Linked DNA regions of Homo sapiens: region 2 is linked to region 1. Evidence: read pairs that join two places in POLR2A ChIA-PET (ENCODE). Cell type or tissue: HepG2. All regions are shown on one strand.

Region 1 (5,000 bases):
GCCTGCCAGTCTCTGGAGGGCTGCAGTGTGGGGTGGCAGGCACAGTCTCAGGGGGTAGATGGAGGTCCTCACGGATACTCTGGATACCCTCACGGGTAAGGTGCCAGTAGAAATGTCTCCAGGCAAACTGTTCCTCCCTGTGGCCTTGGGACTTGAGGGACTGCATGGCCTTCATGATGTGAAGGTTGGGCACATTCTTGTCTGCCAGCTCCGGGTGCCTAGGCAGGTGGACACCCTCCTTAGCCACCATGACTCCCTGCTTAAAAAGGAGTTCATAAACGGCAATCTGGTTCTTCCTAGGCATCAACATCAATGCAGCTGCAAGTTCCGGGGCCGCAGCTGGAAAGGAAGGGGCAAGCGTGGTTCTGCGTCTCATCTGGGCCCCAGAGTGACATTTCTAAAGCGCAAGTCTGGTTGTCACTTTCCTCATGTAAAGCCCTTCAAGGTCACCCACTGTCCTCTGAATAAAGCCCACGCTTCCGGCCAGCCGCAGTGGTTCACCCCTGTAATCCCAGCACTTTGGGAGGCCAAGGAGGGCAGATCATGAGGTCAGGTGATCGAGACCATCCTGGCCAACATGGTGAAACCCCCGTCTCTACTAAAAATACAAAAATTAGCCAGGTGTGGAGGCGTGCACCTATAGTCCCAGCTACTCAGGAGGCTGAGGCAGGAGAATTGCTTGAACCTGGAAGGCGGAGGCTGCAGTGAGCCGAGATCGCACCACTGCACTCCAGCCTGGGTGACAGAGCAAGACTCCATCTCAAAAATAAAATAAAATAAAATAAAAAAATAAAGCCCACGCTTCCTACCCCAGTGTGCAAGGCCCTGGTGGCCAGTCAGCTCCCAGCAACCTCTCCACCTCCCCTCCTTCCTGTCTTACCTCATTCCCTGGCACCAGCCCCACTGAACACTGACAGGTCCCTAAGCTCACCCAGCTCTCTCTTGCCCTTTGGTGGCTCCAAGGATGAGGACTTTTGCAGTGCCCTCCAACTCTGACATCAATAGTCGAAGCCCCCCACCCCTGCCTTGAAGCTCTTTTTATACTTGCTGTGCCCACTGCCTGGGGTGCCCATGCTGCACGTTCCATCATGGAAGCCCCCCATTCTCCAAGGCCTGGCCCAAATCCTCCTCCTCCCGTGTCCTGCATAGGGCACATTCTCAGCAGTGTTTGATGAATGAATGAATGAGTAGATTTTCTTTCTTTCTTTCTTTCTTTTTTTTTTTTTGAGACAGAGTTTCACTCTTGTTGCCCAGGCTGGAGTCCAACGGCGCGATCTTGGCTCACCGCAACCTCCACCTCCTGGGTTCAAGCGATTCTCCTGCCTCAGCTTCCCAAGTAGCTGGGATTACAGGTATGCACCACCACACCTGGCTAATTTTGTATTTTTAGAAGAGACGGGGTTTCACCATGTTGGTCAGGCTGGTCTCGAACTCCCAAGCTCAGGTGATCCACCCTCCTCGGCCTCCCAAAGTGCTGGGATTACAGGCACGAGCCACCGTGCCAGGCCAAACAGGTAAATTTTCTAATTAACATGCGTGGAAGACGGAAGGCTCTTTCTAGGTGCTAAGTTCGTCTTGGATCACACCAGATAGGTAAAGGAGGGAGCAGCATGGCGTGGTGCAGGCTGGCACCGGTGCGGGCCGGAGGAAAGTTCTCGTGGTGGATGTATTTTGAAGGTTGGGCCCACAGGACTTTGCTGATGGACTGGAGGTGGGGTGAGAGTGAGGGAGGAGTCAAGGGGGACCCTAGTTCTAGCCTGAGGAGCCAAAAGGATGGAGTTGGGGAGCTCCCAACTGAGATGAGATGGGGAAGAGCAGATTTGGAGGGGAGAAGGGATTAAGACTCCTTTCTACAGCTGAGGGTCTGGAGCCCAGAGAGGGGAAGTGGCTCGGCCAAGGCTAACAGCTGCTCAGTGAGGCAGTCAGATCTCTGTGTTCTTCTCCTCCTGGCAGCGTCTACGTTGGGATCCATGAGGCTGACTTCCTGATGAGGGTCCCATCCCTGGCTTCGGAGGCAGCTTCTCCCACTAAGAAGTGGCGGAAGGTGGCGGGCTGGATTTGCAACCTGATTTTAGCAAACATCCCCCAGGCCCACCGACTGCCCGGTCCATGCTAAGCACAGGGGCCTGAGGACAATGGGACCCATGGGGCCCAGGAGAAGTCCTGTGTCAAGTCCAAAGGGCGGTGAGGTGCGATAGCAGGGGTGGGGTGTCCTCTCAGTCAGCAGCAGTAAACTGGTTTGTCTGTCTCTGGAATGAAGCTCAGATCAAACATTAATTTCTCCTTATCTGGGAGATCTGGAAGCCAGCGGGGATGAGGGCCTTTCCTGTCCCCTGAACAGAGTCTGTTGGCTCAGAATTTCTCTCTCTCCACCATGCGGACCACTGACCCCTCACCCTGAGCCAGTCCTGGGTCGGGGGTTCAGAGCCAGGAGGACTCGTGCAGGCCCCGGGTGGAAGCAGGAGCACCTCACAGCTCCCAAACAGTGCCCCTTCAACCCTGTAGCAACTCGAGGAGACTGTCCATGCCACCCCCGCTTTACAGAGGAGAAAAATGGGGTTACAACGCTGCAGTGATTTTTCCCTGAGTCTCCTGCCAGATCTCTGGATACACTTTTTTTTTTTTTTTTTTTTGAGATGGAGTCTCGCTTTGTTGCCCAGCCTAGAGTGCAGTGGTGCGATCTCGGCTCACTGCAGCTCTGCCTCCCGGGTTCACGCCATTCTCCTGCCTCAGCCTTCCAAGTAGCTGGGACTACAGGTGCCCGCCACCACGCCCGGCTAATTTTTTTGTATTTTTTAGTAGAGACGGGGTTTCACCATGTTTGCCAGGATGGTCTCGATCTCTTGACCTCGTGATCTGCCTGCCTTGGCCTCCTAAAGTGCTGGGATTACAGGCGTGAGCCACGGCACCCAGCCCAGATACATTCTTTTAGAAGAGAAGGGGTCTCACTATGTTGCGCTGGCTGGTGTCGAACTCCTGAGCTCAAGTGACCCTCCCACCTGGGCCTCCTGAAGTGCTGGGATTACAGGCGTGAGCCACTGGACCCAGACAAAAACTGAATGGATGCTGTGATCCCGAGTCCCGTTTCAGGAGTTCTTGTGGATGGAGGGTTGGGGTGGGCACTCCTAGGCCCCAGTGATAGCTGGACACTAGGAGCCTGGACTCTGGGCCTTGGTGTATTTTTACCGTTGCCCACCCCCATCCTGCGTGGTCCATCCCAGGCAGTGCCTGACCAGCGGCAGGGGCCTCTATGTGAGTCAGATCCACCCCCAAGTGGTTTTGGTGAAGAGACCAAGGCTCAGAGGGAAGCTCAGAGTCCAGCCACCAGCACGGCCCCAGCAGGGCTGGCCTATTTTACTTTATTTTTTTAGAGGCAGGGTCTTGCTCTGTCACCCAGGCTGGGGTGCAGTGGCCCAAACATAGCTCACTCCAGCCTCGACCTCCTGGGCTCAAGTAATCCTCCCGCCTCAGTCTCCTGCGTAGCTGGGACTACGGGCGCATACCATGGGGTCTTGCTTTATTGCCCATGCTGGTCTCGAACTCCTAGCTTCAAACAAGCTTCCCACCTTGGCCTCCCAGAGTTTTGGGATTATAAGCCTGAGCCACCATGTCTGTACACGACTGGCTTTAAAATCGTATTTTTGCCCCATTTCTGCCCCAGCTTCCCCATCTACAAAACAGGCGTGCTTATTTACACAAATGTGTATCAAACCACAATCCTCTCTGCTGCCTCTCCCAGCTCAGACACAGACCACTCCTGACTCGGTCATTTCTGACGTTGTCCTTTGGCTGCTAGTTCCTATTTTTGGAACATTCTGCCAGAAACCCGAGCTCCAGAACTAGTTCCATGTCCCTGTCCCCACTCAACCCTTAACAGCCGCCAGGCTTTAAGTCCTAACAAACTTGCTCACATGGGCTGTGAATGCCTCCAGCTGTCCCGGGCGGTTTCCTGGGGAGGCTGGGAGGCATGAAGGTTAAGCCTAAAGGACTCGCCTCTGGGGTCTTGGGTAGGGCGCTTTGCCTCTCTGCACCGTATCCACATTCGAAAATGATAACCATCGCTTCTCGGCCTTTTGGCTAAGACCAAATGAAAATGGTAACAGTCTCTCCCTTGTGAATCAGCTCTTAGGATTAAATAATGCACACAACAATACCCAATTGTGAAGATTAAATGGGGCGGTGCACATCACAAGTGCTTGGTGACTGAATGCTGGGCCTTTGCTTGTTTAGTGGGACCTTGCTTCAGACAACCTGCACTGATGGATGAAGCACACCAAGGGGTGGGGCAGAGGGTGCCTTTTGGGAAGAAGCTGATCTCTCACTGCCCCTCAAATCAGTCTGTGTGGCCAAGCCTCTCCTTTCTCTAGAACTGCACTGTCTCACACTATAGCCGCTAGACACACATGCCTGTTTAACATTAATTAAAATTAAATTTCAAAATTCAGTTTTTGGCTGGGTTTGGTGGCTCATGCCTGTAATCCCAGCACTTTGGGAGGTTGAGGTGGGAGGATTACTTAAGCTCAGTAGTTCAAGACCAGCCTGGGCAACATAGTAAGACCCCTTCTCTACTAAAAATTCAAAAAAAATTAGCTGGGCATGGTGGCACACACCTGTAATCCCAGCTACTTGGGAGGCTGAGGCAGGAGAATTGCTTGAACCCAGGAAGCAGAGGTTGTGGTGAGCTGAGATTGCACCACTGCAGTCCAGTCTGGGTGACACAGTCAGACTCTGTCTCAAAAAAAAAAAAAAAAAAGAGAGAGAGTGAGAGCGCAAGCTCTCCCTAATGAAGGCACTAATCCCCTCATTATGCCCCCCCCCTCGTGACCTCATTGAACCTTAACTACCTCCTTATAGGTTCTATCTCCAAATACAGGTGCTTGGGGCTTCAGTGGACAGATTTAAGGCAGACACAAACATCCAGAGGTTGGGCACGGAGTGGGCAGTGCAGAGGAGGATGCCGGGGCTCAGAGCAGTCAGGTAGTAGGGTCCCCATGACTGGC
Region 2 (5,000 bases), 200 kb before region 1:
CAGATCTCGTGAGAACTCACTCACTATCACGAGAACAGCAAGGGGAAGTCCAGCCCTGTGATTCAATCATCTCCCACCAAGCCCCTCCTCCAACACAGTTGATGCATGGTTACAATTCACCATGAGATTTGGGTGGGGACACAGAGCCAAATGATATCCCCCTGCTCTAGAAAAACTCTGAATTTAGTTCAATATTATTAACTATAATCCTCACATTGTACATTAGATCTTGCAACTTTGTATCCATCGACCTACATCTCCCCATTTCCTGCCCGCCGTATCTGCCCCTGATAAGCACGGTTTTGTTCTCTGTTTCTATGTATGCAACTTCTTTGAGTTCCATATATAAGTGAGATCATGCAATATTTTTCTTTCCGTGTCTGGCTTACTGCACTTAGCATAATATCCTCAAGGTTCATCCATGTTGTGGGTGCCTTGTTTAGTTCTAAGCACTTAATATTTTTATTGTCATTCTGATTGGAGTATTTTTTTCTATCGTGTTTTCTAATTTGTTATTGTTAATATAAAGAAAAAATCTTATTTTTCATATTACATATGAATTTTACGTATTAATTATGTACAACTATATATGCATTGAGTACAACCATATGTATTTCCATGAGATATATAAAGGAAACATAATCATAACAACTAATATATAATATCAAAGATCAGTGAAATAAATATATTTCTACTATGGAGTATCCTATAACTCTTTAAATTTATAAATATAAAGATTGTTGCAACCAAGTTATTTGTTTTTTATATAAAGTAAAAATTAAACTTAAAAAAATTTTTTTGAGACAAGGTCTCGTTCTGTGGCCCAGGCTGGAGTGCAGGGGTGCCATCGCAGCTCACTGCAGCCTCGACCTCCCAGGCTCAAGCAGTCCTCCTACCTCAGCCTCCCAAGTAGCTGGGACTACAGACGCGTGCCACAATGCCCAGCTTTTTTTTTTCTTTTTTATTTTTTAGAGACAGGGTCTCATTATGTTGCCTAGGCTGGTCTCGAACTCCTGGGCTCAAGTGATCCTCCCACCTTGTCCTCCCAAAGTGCTGGGATTACAGGCATGAGCCACCATGCCCAGCCAGAATTTTGAATTGTATGTACACTAGACTTTGTTAAAGTATATACAAATATAGATAAAATATTGGAAGGAAAAGGCAGTTTCATTAGGATAGTGGTGTTTGTATATCTTTCACACAGAATATTTTTTACCCTGTACATGTGTTACTTTTTCATTAAAGAAAAAAAATCTAAAACAGGCCATATGAACGATTCTCCAGAACACATTTTTACAACGTCAGGTTTTACCTCTACCCTTGGAAAACTAGCCCTTTGTTTCTTTTTTATTTTTAATTATTTTTTATTTTTTGTTTTGTCTTGATTTTACTTTAGAGACAGTCTATGTTTTTGATATTTAAAAATTTATAATAGGCCGGGAGCGGTGGCTCACGCCTGTAATCCCAGCACTTTGGGAGGCCGAGGCGGGTGGATCATGAGGTCAGGAGATCGAGACCATCCCGGCTAACAAGGTGAAACCCCGTCTCTACTAAAAATACAAAAAAAAAAAATTAGCCGGGCGCGGTGGCGGGCGCCTGTAGTCCCAGCTACTCGGGAGGCTGAGGCAGGAGAATGGCGTGAACCCGGGAGGCGGAGCTTGCAGTGAGCCGAGATTGCGCCACTGCAGTCCGCAGTCCGGCCTGGGCGACAGAGCGAGACTCTGTCTCAAAAAAAAAAAAAAAAAAAAAAAAAAATTTATAATAAACTTTTTTTTTTTTGAGACGGAGTTTCGCTCTTGTCACCCAGGCTGGAGTACAATGGCGCCATCTCAGCTCACCACAACCTCCGCCTCCCAGGTTCAAACGATTCTCCTGCCTCAGCCTCCCGAGTAGCTGGGACAGGTCTGTGGTCAGTGTTGGCTGAATGAATGAATCCAGTCCACCATGAATTTTTTTTTAGACGGAGTCTCACTCTGTCGCCCAGGCTGGAGTGCAGTGGCACGATCTCAGCTCACTGCAACTTCTGCCTCCCGGGATCAAGTGATTCTCCTGCCTCAGCCTCCCGAGTAGCTGGGACTACAGGCGTCTGTCACCACACCTGGCTAATTTTTGTATTTTTAGTAGAGACGGGGCTTCACCATGTTAGTCAGGCTGGTCTCAAACTCCTGACCTCGTGATCCACCCGCTTTGGCCTCGCAAAGTGCTGGGATGACAGGCAAGAGCCACCGCGCCCAGCCTATTTCTGATATTTATATGCATAGTTTGCATAGTTCATCTCAGGGTACATAGTTTTGTAACCTGATTTGTTTACTTAACATTCTATCATAAACATACTTTATGTTGCTCCAAAGCCTTCCCAGCCATTTCTTCTCAGTGAGTAATAAAGTCCCATCCAGTTGAGGAAACATCAGCAACTTATTCCCCATTGGATATTCCGGTTGATTCCAGTTTCTCTGCCGTTACAAGAAATACTCCAAAGATGGTGTATTTGTTCATAAGCCTTTCCATATTTGGGATTATTTCTTTAGGACAGAGTCCCAGCAGTCAGACGGATGGATCAAAGGGCACATACTGCTCTAATGAGCATCTCTTTGTAAGTTGGCCCAGCCACCTGCCGTTCATTGGAAGGGCAAATGGTTCTAATTAAAGGCCCAAAGTTTCTTCATGGGTTCCAGCTGCAGGTATGGAGGAATCCCTGGGGCGTGCACAGCCAGAGCAAACTTGCTCAGCTAAATTGTCAGTGCAGGGAGTCTCCGTTACAGTGTTTCTCTAAAGGAACTCAACAACTTTTGTATTGACGCATGTTTTAGGAAAATCTGCGATAGCTGTGAGCCTTTAAAATTGCATGCTTTGTTTAGCAAGGGGCAAGTGCCAAAGTCTTTCCCTGGAGCCTGGGCTTGGGAACCTCCATCATCTCACCTCACAACTATGCAGCAACTCGGTTTATGAAGTGCTTCAACCTCTGTTTTCCTCAAATCATCCCCATTCTACAGATGAGAAAACTGAGGCCCAAATGGGTGAAGGGACTTGTCTGAGATCCCATAGTTAATAAGTTGCAAAATCAATAGTCTAGTCCCTCCAACTCTAGGTCCACTTCAGGATCAATTCATGGTGGACTGGATTCATTCATTCAGCCAACACTGAACACAGAGCTGTGCCAGGTCCTGGGCTGGGCCCTGGAGACATGGAGGTGTCAGTCCCAGCTTCCTTGAGGAGCTCATGGTCTCAGGGAGACGGATTCTTTCACCAGCCATTTCAGTGCCGTGGAAAACTGTGAGATCCCTGAGAAGAGGTGGCCTGCAAGGAGCAGGGAGGGCCCTTGGAGGAGCTTGTGTTTGCCTGGAGCCCAGCAGATTTGCCAGGTGGGCAGGGAAGGGAGGGAAGGGCAGCATGGGTGAGGGCTGGGAACAAGAGAGGAGAGCATGCGGCAACTGGGTCAAGGTCCTGGCTCTCAAGAGACTCAGCTCCTGGTCTCCCGGGTGGAGACAAGTATATAAAACAAACCTTAAAAGAAAAAGATCAAGAGAGAGCACCAAGGGACAATGTTGGGGGCCATGTCCACTGTCTCATGGGTAGCAAGGGCTCCTAATGCTTAAGAACGGGCTTTGCCCTCAGAGACCTGTATTTGAACATGGCCTCTATATCTCACCGGCTGGATGACCTTGGGGAAGCCACTTACCTGTTCTGAGCTGCAGTGGATTCTGTGTACAAAAGGATGATGACACCATTCTCATACTGGTATTGGGAGCATTAAATTAGATAACACATATGAAGCTTCTAGCCCTGCACTTGGCAATGTCAGATAAGCGTTGGCTATGATAGAGGAGGAGGAGGATGCGGCAGGAAGAGGTGACCTTGGCAAACTTCGTGGAGATTGTGAAACTTGAGCTGGGAAGAGTATGAGGAGTTCTGTGGGCAGAGATGGGAGGGGAGAGGCATCTGAGGCGGAGAGAAGAGCAAAGGTTTGGAGACAGGCCTTAGCCTCTGTAGGCGGAGTGGGTGTCTCCATCACTGTTTCAGCCACATGCTGGTATGTCTTCTTCTTTTAGACAGAATCTCACTCTGTCGCCCAGGCTGGAGTGCAATCTTGGTGCAATCAAGGCTCACTGCAGCCTTGACCTCCCAGTCTCCAGCAATCCTCCCACCTCAGCCTCCCAAGTAGCTGGGACTACAGGCACACACCATCATGCTTGGCTAATTTTCCTAGTTTTTGTAGAGACAGGAGTCTCACTATGTAGCCCAGGCTGGTCTCAAACTCCTGGGCTCAAGTGATCCTCCTGCCTCAGCCTCCCAAAGCACTGGGATTACAGGCGTGAGCCAGTCCCACCCATTCCATGCCAGCATGTCTTTATGGAGCTCTAACCAAGGCCTGGCCCCATGCTGCCTGTTGGTTCCCATTTAACCCCGAGGCCTGGGAATCTGCTTTCTACAGAGGGAAGTGTGGGGTGTTCCGTGTCTCCTCAGCACCACCAGGGAGTCTGTCCCCCCTGTCCCCCTGCCACGCTGTGTCCAGGGCACCACAGTGGCTTCCTCTCGATGTCACAAACCTTGTCTGCTGGGCTTGGCTTCTGCTGGGGCTTGCTCCTGGCCTTCCTTCTGGCCACTTGGCTCGGCTCCTGTTTGTCTCCCGCACCCTCTGGCTGCATGGCCTTGTGGGTGGGTATAGCCAGAGTAGGCCCTGCAGACCCCACAAGCTTTACAACAAGACACTCTGCCAAGCCCCTGGGCTGTCCCGGAAGGCTATGATGTCTCTGGCGATGCCCAAGGCCCAGCCATCCCCACGCCCGCCCCTCCCTCCTGCAGCACCGGGACTGTTGGGCAACAGCAGAAGGATCCTGCCACATGCCCTGACTCCCCAGTGTCTGCAGGACTCAGTCCAGCCTCCCAAACTGCCACGTGTGGCCCTAGGGACACTCTACTCTGTCTGTTTTCTTCAGTTGCATCTTCAGCCTCCTCTCTCTGCATGCTCAGTGAATGGCTTCTTTATTCATTCATGCACT

What was found. Peaks named below come from ENCODE experiments on the same cell type or tissue, not always from the same donor. Only the 100,000 strongest peaks of a DNase experiment are listed, where the experiment ranks them.
Region 2: POLR2A ChIA-PET joins it to region 1 with 7 read pairs; 1 of 35 experiments calls an interaction of 5 or more read pairs at or near these places.

The regions. Positions count from the first base shown.
Region 1 is chr22:45,270,909-45,275,908 of GRCh38, reverse strand. It overlaps the pseudogene RPS10P31. Among named protein-coding and RNA genes, the nearest start is that of UPK3A, 12 kb to the left of the region's middle. In HepG2, no CTCF peak of the experiment used is centred here; DNase peaks (open chromatin) are centred at 2,228, 3,258 and 4,189; H3K4me3 peaks cover 278 bases.
Region 2 is chr22:45,475,904-45,480,903 of GRCh38, reverse strand. No RefSeq gene overlaps it. Among named protein-coding and RNA genes, the nearest start is that of FBLN1, 24 kb to the left of the region's middle. RefSeq lists an enhancer at 4,131-4,630. In HepG2, no CTCF peak of the experiment used is centred here; DNase peaks (open chromatin) are centred at 2,403 and 3,723.